Linked DNA regions of Mus musculus: region 1 is linked to region 2. The links are chromatin contacts, found by Hi-C or POLR2A ChIA-PET in ENCODE. All regions are on one chromosome and are shown on one strand. Each heading gives the region's core, a stretch centred on a gene start or an enhancer-like site at or near the end of the contact. The rest is flanking DNA. Distances are from core to core; before and after follow the strand shown.

The links. A loop is a pair of places that touch in the nucleus more often than their neighbours do. ChIA-PET counts read pairs that join two places held with the same protein, here RNA polymerase II (POLR2A).
Region 1: a map of heart shows a loop between it and region 2 (4-fold over the local background). The contact joins the enhancer-like site here to the promoter of Slc38a6 in region 2. A Hi-C loop is called at or near these places in 2 of 37 maps with a recorded cell type or tissue (both heart). POLR2A ChIA-PET finds 5 or more read pairs at or near these places in 1 of 5 experiments (Patski).

Annotation. Positions count from the first base shown.
Region 1 is chr12:73,340,675-73,343,729 of GRCm38, forward strand. It overlaps Slc38a6 (solute carrier family 38, member 6), which reads left to right. Exons shown (of 16, transcript NM_001037717.3): 9 at 734-799; 10 at 1,033-1,086; 11 at 2,995-3,055. Among named protein-coding and RNA genes, the nearest start is that of Slc38a6, 55 kb to the left of the region's middle. Within about 2 kb of position 1,662, at least 1 of the 3 ENCODE cell types and tissues checked has a DNase peak (open chromatin) inside an H3K27ac peak, as active enhancers do; it is heart, where a contact is called at or near this core.
Region 2 is chr12:73,285,319-73,288,211 of GRCm38, forward strand. Slc38a6 (solute carrier family 38, member 6) reads left to right here and starts at 1,530. Exons shown (of 16, transcript NM_001037717.3): 1 at 1,530-1,714. The coding sequence starts at 1,607. It overlaps Trmt5 (TRM5 tRNA methyltransferase 5), which reads right to left and starts at 1,393. Exons shown (of 5, transcript NM_029580.3): 1 at 1,366-1,393. The coding sequence starts at 1,370.

The sequences.
Region 1 (3,055 bases), core at 412-2,911, 55 kb after region 2:
GTATTTACTTACTTGTCTCCGCAAAGACAAAAGCTTCCTTTCTTCCTCTGCCCCTTTGTATGCTGGGATTTAGCCTGGAGCAAACATTTGCAGAGTAATTATGTGCCTGCAACAGGGCTACAATGGCAGTGTTGACACAGCCACAACTGGGGCTGCAGGAACAGGACGGCCACAATTAAGAGTCAAATCCTGAAGCATGCCCGTTGATGGTCCTGGGAAACAGCATCCCTCCAGCTGGAGTTCCCTAGCTCTGCACCCGATTCTGGCCAGCTTTCTCCACACTCACCAATAGCACGAACGTGAAAACCTGAAGAGGTGAAAGTGTGTGTTCATCAGGAGTACCAACAAGCACACTGAGAATTAAAGTCTCCCCCCACTTCTGCCTCTCTTCTGCTCTGTCTGCCACTGACGATAATAGATAATCTTTGCAGTTATTATTGAAAGTGTGCTTCCTCTTTGAGTTGCACTTTAAAAACAGAACCAGTGTACTGCTGGAGTTTTGAAAATTGACACAAGAGTCTTTGATGAGCAGGATTCCCCACTGATCAGATGTAAAGCACTCCTGTCATGCTGGGCCCTCCCCTCCGCCCAGTGACCATGTTAAAGGGTGACCCCATTCTCTCTGGGAAAATCGGAGCATCAAGGAAACTTCTGTTTGGCTTTATTGAAAGCATCAACTTGTGATGAATTTCACTACAGATCATCTAAGTGCTGGTTGCATTTACTTTTACAGGTAGTAATTAAAAAATGGGCCGTTCCTTGTCCTGTGACCTTAGATTGCATCAATGAAGTCTTTCAGGTAATAATTTTTAGCTTTTTTTTATTTTTAACCTTTCAACTAAAAAAAAGAAATTGAAGATAAATGATTATTTTCCTAGTTGGTGAAAGGTAATAGTTACGTAACAGTTTAGACCTTTTCTTTGAAGTAATTTGATTTGAAATTCTAGTAGTAATAAATTCATCATATTTGTTGATGTATTCTGACTTTTAATACCTATTGGTTTTTCTTTTCCCCTCAATACTCTTAAACAGATTTCAAACGCAACAGATGACTGTAAACCAAAGCTCTTTCATTTCTCCAAAGAGGTGTGTAAGTTATTAACAGATACTTTTGGTTGATTTTTCACATTTCAAGTTTTAAGAGATTTGTGTTACAGGGTCTCTTAGGTCTTTGTACCTGTAACTAATTAATTTTCATGAAAGTGCTAAGTATAGGATTGCCTACCAGAAGAATAATATTATTTAACACAGGGTGGCCCATTATGAAACAGCCACCTTTTTCTTTTCTTTCTTTTGGCATGCTTTTAAATGGAGCCTGTTTTAAATGGGCCTTTGCCTAAAAGAACAGATTTACCAAATGTCTGGTCTGGCCAGTAAGGTCCTCTGTGGATATGGCTTTCCTGTTGCGCTCTGGACTTGTAAAGCTAAATCGCCAATTACATCAAAAACTCCTCCCTGGTGAGTAGGACTTTGGTCTCTAGTTAAACAGCCTCATCAATGGGCCAGCATTTGAGTACTGCCAGTACCTTCTGAGCAGAACTCCAGGGAAATTTATGATGTTCACAGCAGAGACCAGAAACCCAAGTCCCATGCCCACTCTTAAGAGAGCTGTAGGCTCCGGAAAGTGCCTGGAAGAATCCCTGAGCACAAGCAGGCAAACAGGGGCTCCGGCTTTGCTCTCACGGAAAAGGCGGAGCCTTCCTGTTTCTGGGAGTCTCTTCCTCTCGACTTTGTTTTTCTGCTGAAATGTGGTTTTGCAGGCCCCAGACACCAGACTCTCCTCTCCTCGCTGCACAGCTTTGTTAGTATAGAATGTTAATGTGGGTTGTTCTCCGTGCAAAACTTTCCCTTTTATCTCCAGTTTATAACAAGAAGCGTCTTCCCAAGCCTTGTGAGGAGGTCACCACATCTCTCACACGGCGGAGACCTCCGTGGGCCTTAGATCAGGGCAGGGGAGTTGACAGGCCAGGAAACTGAGCAGCTTATGAAACAGAGAACGTGTCTTAAGCTCTCATTCCCCTAATACAGCTTCAAGAAACACAACGTCCTAGGTACGATATTCCAAAGTAGGCCTTCATCTGGAACTTCTTTTGGTGAAGAGCCCAACACTAGCTCAGGAGAAATATTTTTAGACCAGAAAAGAGAAAATAAATCATTACCATCCATTTGTTAAAGACAGTTCTTTAATGTAGAGGTAATAACGTTTGGCTTGCTAGTTTTCTCTGGCTCTTGTTAAGTATTCTAATAATAATTTTTAAAGAAACCTTAGGCTTATGTATTACATGAGATCCTAAGGAGTTTTTCAGGTCTAGAATTAATGATCTTGGTGCTCATTAAGAAAGATCTTGGTCATGGATTCTGGCAGTACAAAGATGTGGCTTCTATTTGGAGTACTTACTTGGATCGAGTAACTAAAAGCAGATTTGAAAGCATTAGCACTATTGCTGCTTGGGTAATGAGATGTATTTAAATCGTGCATACCTTAAGAACAACTGGAATTATAATAAAAATTATTTTAAATGTAGCTCTTTATATATTACCTAAATTAGTTTTATCTTATCCAAATAATGTAGAAAGTGATCATTGTAATAAAGCAACATGATTTGAGAGGCCAGCCAGAAAATGTGGTTAGAATCGGCAAGCCACCTAAGCTATAGTAGTTGCTGGCCACTGCAGATCCTCTTCTCTCCTCTCTCCCCTCTCTCTCTCTCTCTCTCTCTCTCTCTCTCTCTCTCTTTCTGTCTGTCGTATGAAGAGATCATTCACAAAAGATGGCACAGATTTGACTAAGTTGTTTTTTAGAAAGAGCTTTATTGTTGTGCTGGCAATGGCTCAGCTGTATGAGTGTCTTCGGCAAGCCTGACTCCTTAGTCACCCTCTGACCTCTGCAAGGGCTAACTAAATAACAATGTAATTAAAGCAAGAAGAACTGAGGTTATTATCAAATACAAATGATGTAACAGATAATAGTGTTTTGTTCTAATTTTTTTTCAGAGCGTTTACGCCATACCAACCATGGCTTTTTCCTTTCTCTGCCATACCTCAGTATTGCCCA
Region 2 (2,893 bases), core at 280-2,779:
CATGTGAACACATTCACAATGGCTTTTGAGGATGAAAATATAAATTATCTTTCAAGTCACCTGCCAAGTGCTGACAAAAGGTTTGGATGGCAAGGGAGGGCAGTCTCTCTTGCAGGTTAGAATGATCACTGTCCCTGGTAAATAATACATTTGCATTTTCAGTCTATTTGCCCCTATAACAGAAAAATTAGTGGTCTAGCAATCTCCCTATACCCAAAGAACTCTGCTCACAAATTTCGACAGAATACACATAGAATAGGAAGTATGAAATTTGAGTTAAGGGTCATCTCTAAATGAAATGATCACTATATGTGATGCCACCAATGGTAATACTTACTGGGATATTCTTAGGAGATCTTATTTTATTTATTCAACGGGCTGTTGTATCAGAAGCTGTGTTATGAAGTTTGTAAGCTAAGGGGTAAGTTAATCACCCAAAGTTATGTGGCTGCTAAGTGGCTTGGCAAGGCTTAAACGTTCATTAAGGTCTTAAAATGTAGCTCACTGGTAGAAAGCTTGCCTAGCACGCATGAGGTCCTGGGGTCATCCCTAACAGCACATAATATCAGGCATGGTGGTGCCTACCTGTAATCTCAGCATGAGGAAATAGGAGGATTAAAAGTTCAAGGCCAGCCTGGGATGCATTTGAGACCAGACCTCAAAAACAAACAAACAAACAAACAAACAAAAAAAAAAACAAAAGCTTGGTTAAAAATGACCTGAAAGCTGGGGATACAGTTTAGCTAGAAGTGTACCTAGCAAGCACAAGCAAATTCATGGGCTTTCAGCACTACATAGCCTGGGCACAGTGGTGCAGGCACTCAGAAAGCAGATCAGAAATTAAAGTCATCCTCCAGGTTGGTCTGGATACATGAGATTTGTCCCTTCCCATATGACCTTAGTATACTGTTAGGATGTCTATCATAGTGTACTGCCATATGCCATGCCTATAACTAAAAGCTTCAGTATTTTGACAAGGCTTTACTGTGTTGTTTGAAGTAAATGTAGGCGTCCGTTTTCCATCTGTAATATGTGGTTTAAACTATGAAAAGATTTTTGTGGTAATGGGAACCTAATCCCGGCACTTCTCATGCTATCCAATCCTACCACTGGGTGCATCAGCCCTCACCATGCATTTGACCAGCCCCCTACCCAAGGGCTCCGGCCTCGGCTTAGCGGCCGGTGGACAAGGAGATGAATGACCTGGTGGCCTTTTTGCGCTCATTGGGCAAGAAAGAAGAGCACGAGTCCCGCCGCGGTACCGTCAGGTTTTCTACATCACCCGGGACACTACTGCCCCCTCACCAGCTGCACCTTTCCAGGGCCAGCGTCACCCGAGGCCGGCTTCAGACCCGAACCCCTCACCTCATGCTCTGGTGCAGCTCGGAAATAGGGCGTCGGAGGCTGGTGACGTCATCACTGCTGGCCGCGAAGGCAGCGTAGAGTCCGACCCTGTGGACTCGCACCTCTCTTCCGGGCCCGCGATTTGCTACGAGAGCCCGGAAGGGCCAAGCCCGTAGCTCCGCCTCTGAAGCCGCTCAGCCGGGGCGCTTGGGGTTAGGGGAAGCGGCTCCGTGATTTACTTAGCAGTCGGTCGCGGAGCACCATGCAGGCGTCCCGGCACAGCATCCAAGCGGAGCCAGGCTGGTACGTCTCTGCCCAGCAGCCAGAGGAGGCGGTGGCTGCAGACGAGTGGAGTCCGTTGCTAAGCAACGTAAGTGGGCTTTACTGGCTGCGCTGGGTTCCTGTGCGCTTCGGTATCTTTCAGGGCTTGCAAGAGGAGCCTTGGACTGCAGGGGACTGACCCTGGGGTGGGGCCCGAACCACTGACCCCAGGCGAGTTTGGAATGTGGCAGCAGCATGGAGCACTCAGTCAATAGTGAGAGGCTTGGAACACCAGCGGGATGAGCCTCGGTTTTGTGACTCACCATTGCTTTGTGTCATTGTCGCCTCTGTCTCCTCTAGCCTTGTGAGGTCTTGCAAGAACATCACACGATGTTTCTTTTCTGGATTTAATCATGGGGCCAAGGGAAAGATGAGCTATAGGCACTTTAATACTCAAGTCCCTGTAAGTGAAGATGAGGAGAGGTCTCTGGTAATGTGCACATTGCTCGTCCTTAACCTAAAGCCGGTGTAGTGGGCTGTGTGTGCCCGGGGGCCCCGGAGCCTCTTCGGTCTTGAATGTCCAGCCTAGGAGGGCCTTGGGCATGCTAGAAAAACTCCCTAACTCAGAGCTGCTTTCCAGTCCTGCCACTCCACTTTTTATGAATCCCTGGACTGTAACAGCTGATGGTTTGGTTTATGTTGTCCCTGTAAGATATTCCTGCTAATCGACTTAATTCATTAGGCATATAAACAAAAGGTTAGTTTATTGCGGTCCTCGTACTTGAGGAAGAAGAGTTAGGGACAGAAGTTCCATGCTGACACTGGGATTCTTCAGGAAGCACGTGACTGAGGCCCGTTCCTCCTCTGTCTCCACCCTATCTTGATCTCTTGAAGTCACAAGGCTGTGGCTCCCACTGAAGCCAGCTGGGCCCTGCATGGGAGGAAGTAATTTTCCTGGAAGACTCGTTTCCTTGAGTTGCACCAATAGGTCAGAACGGAGGGAAAGGAACAAGTGTTATGTCCAAATGTGCTTTTCCTTGGGGTAATAACTCCTATGACGGAAAGCAACTTGGGAAGGGAAGGGCTTATTTCATCTTACAGCTACAGTCCGTCTTGAAGGAAAGTCAGGGCAGGAATCTGGAGGCAGAAACTGAAACGGGAGACCCGGAGGAAATATTGACTTGCCCCTACTGGCTTGCTCAGTTTGCTCTCCTTCATCCCCAGGAAGGCCTGCCTGCTCAGGGATGCCCCCACCTAAAACAGGCCGTGTCTTGGCCAGTCTCTTTAG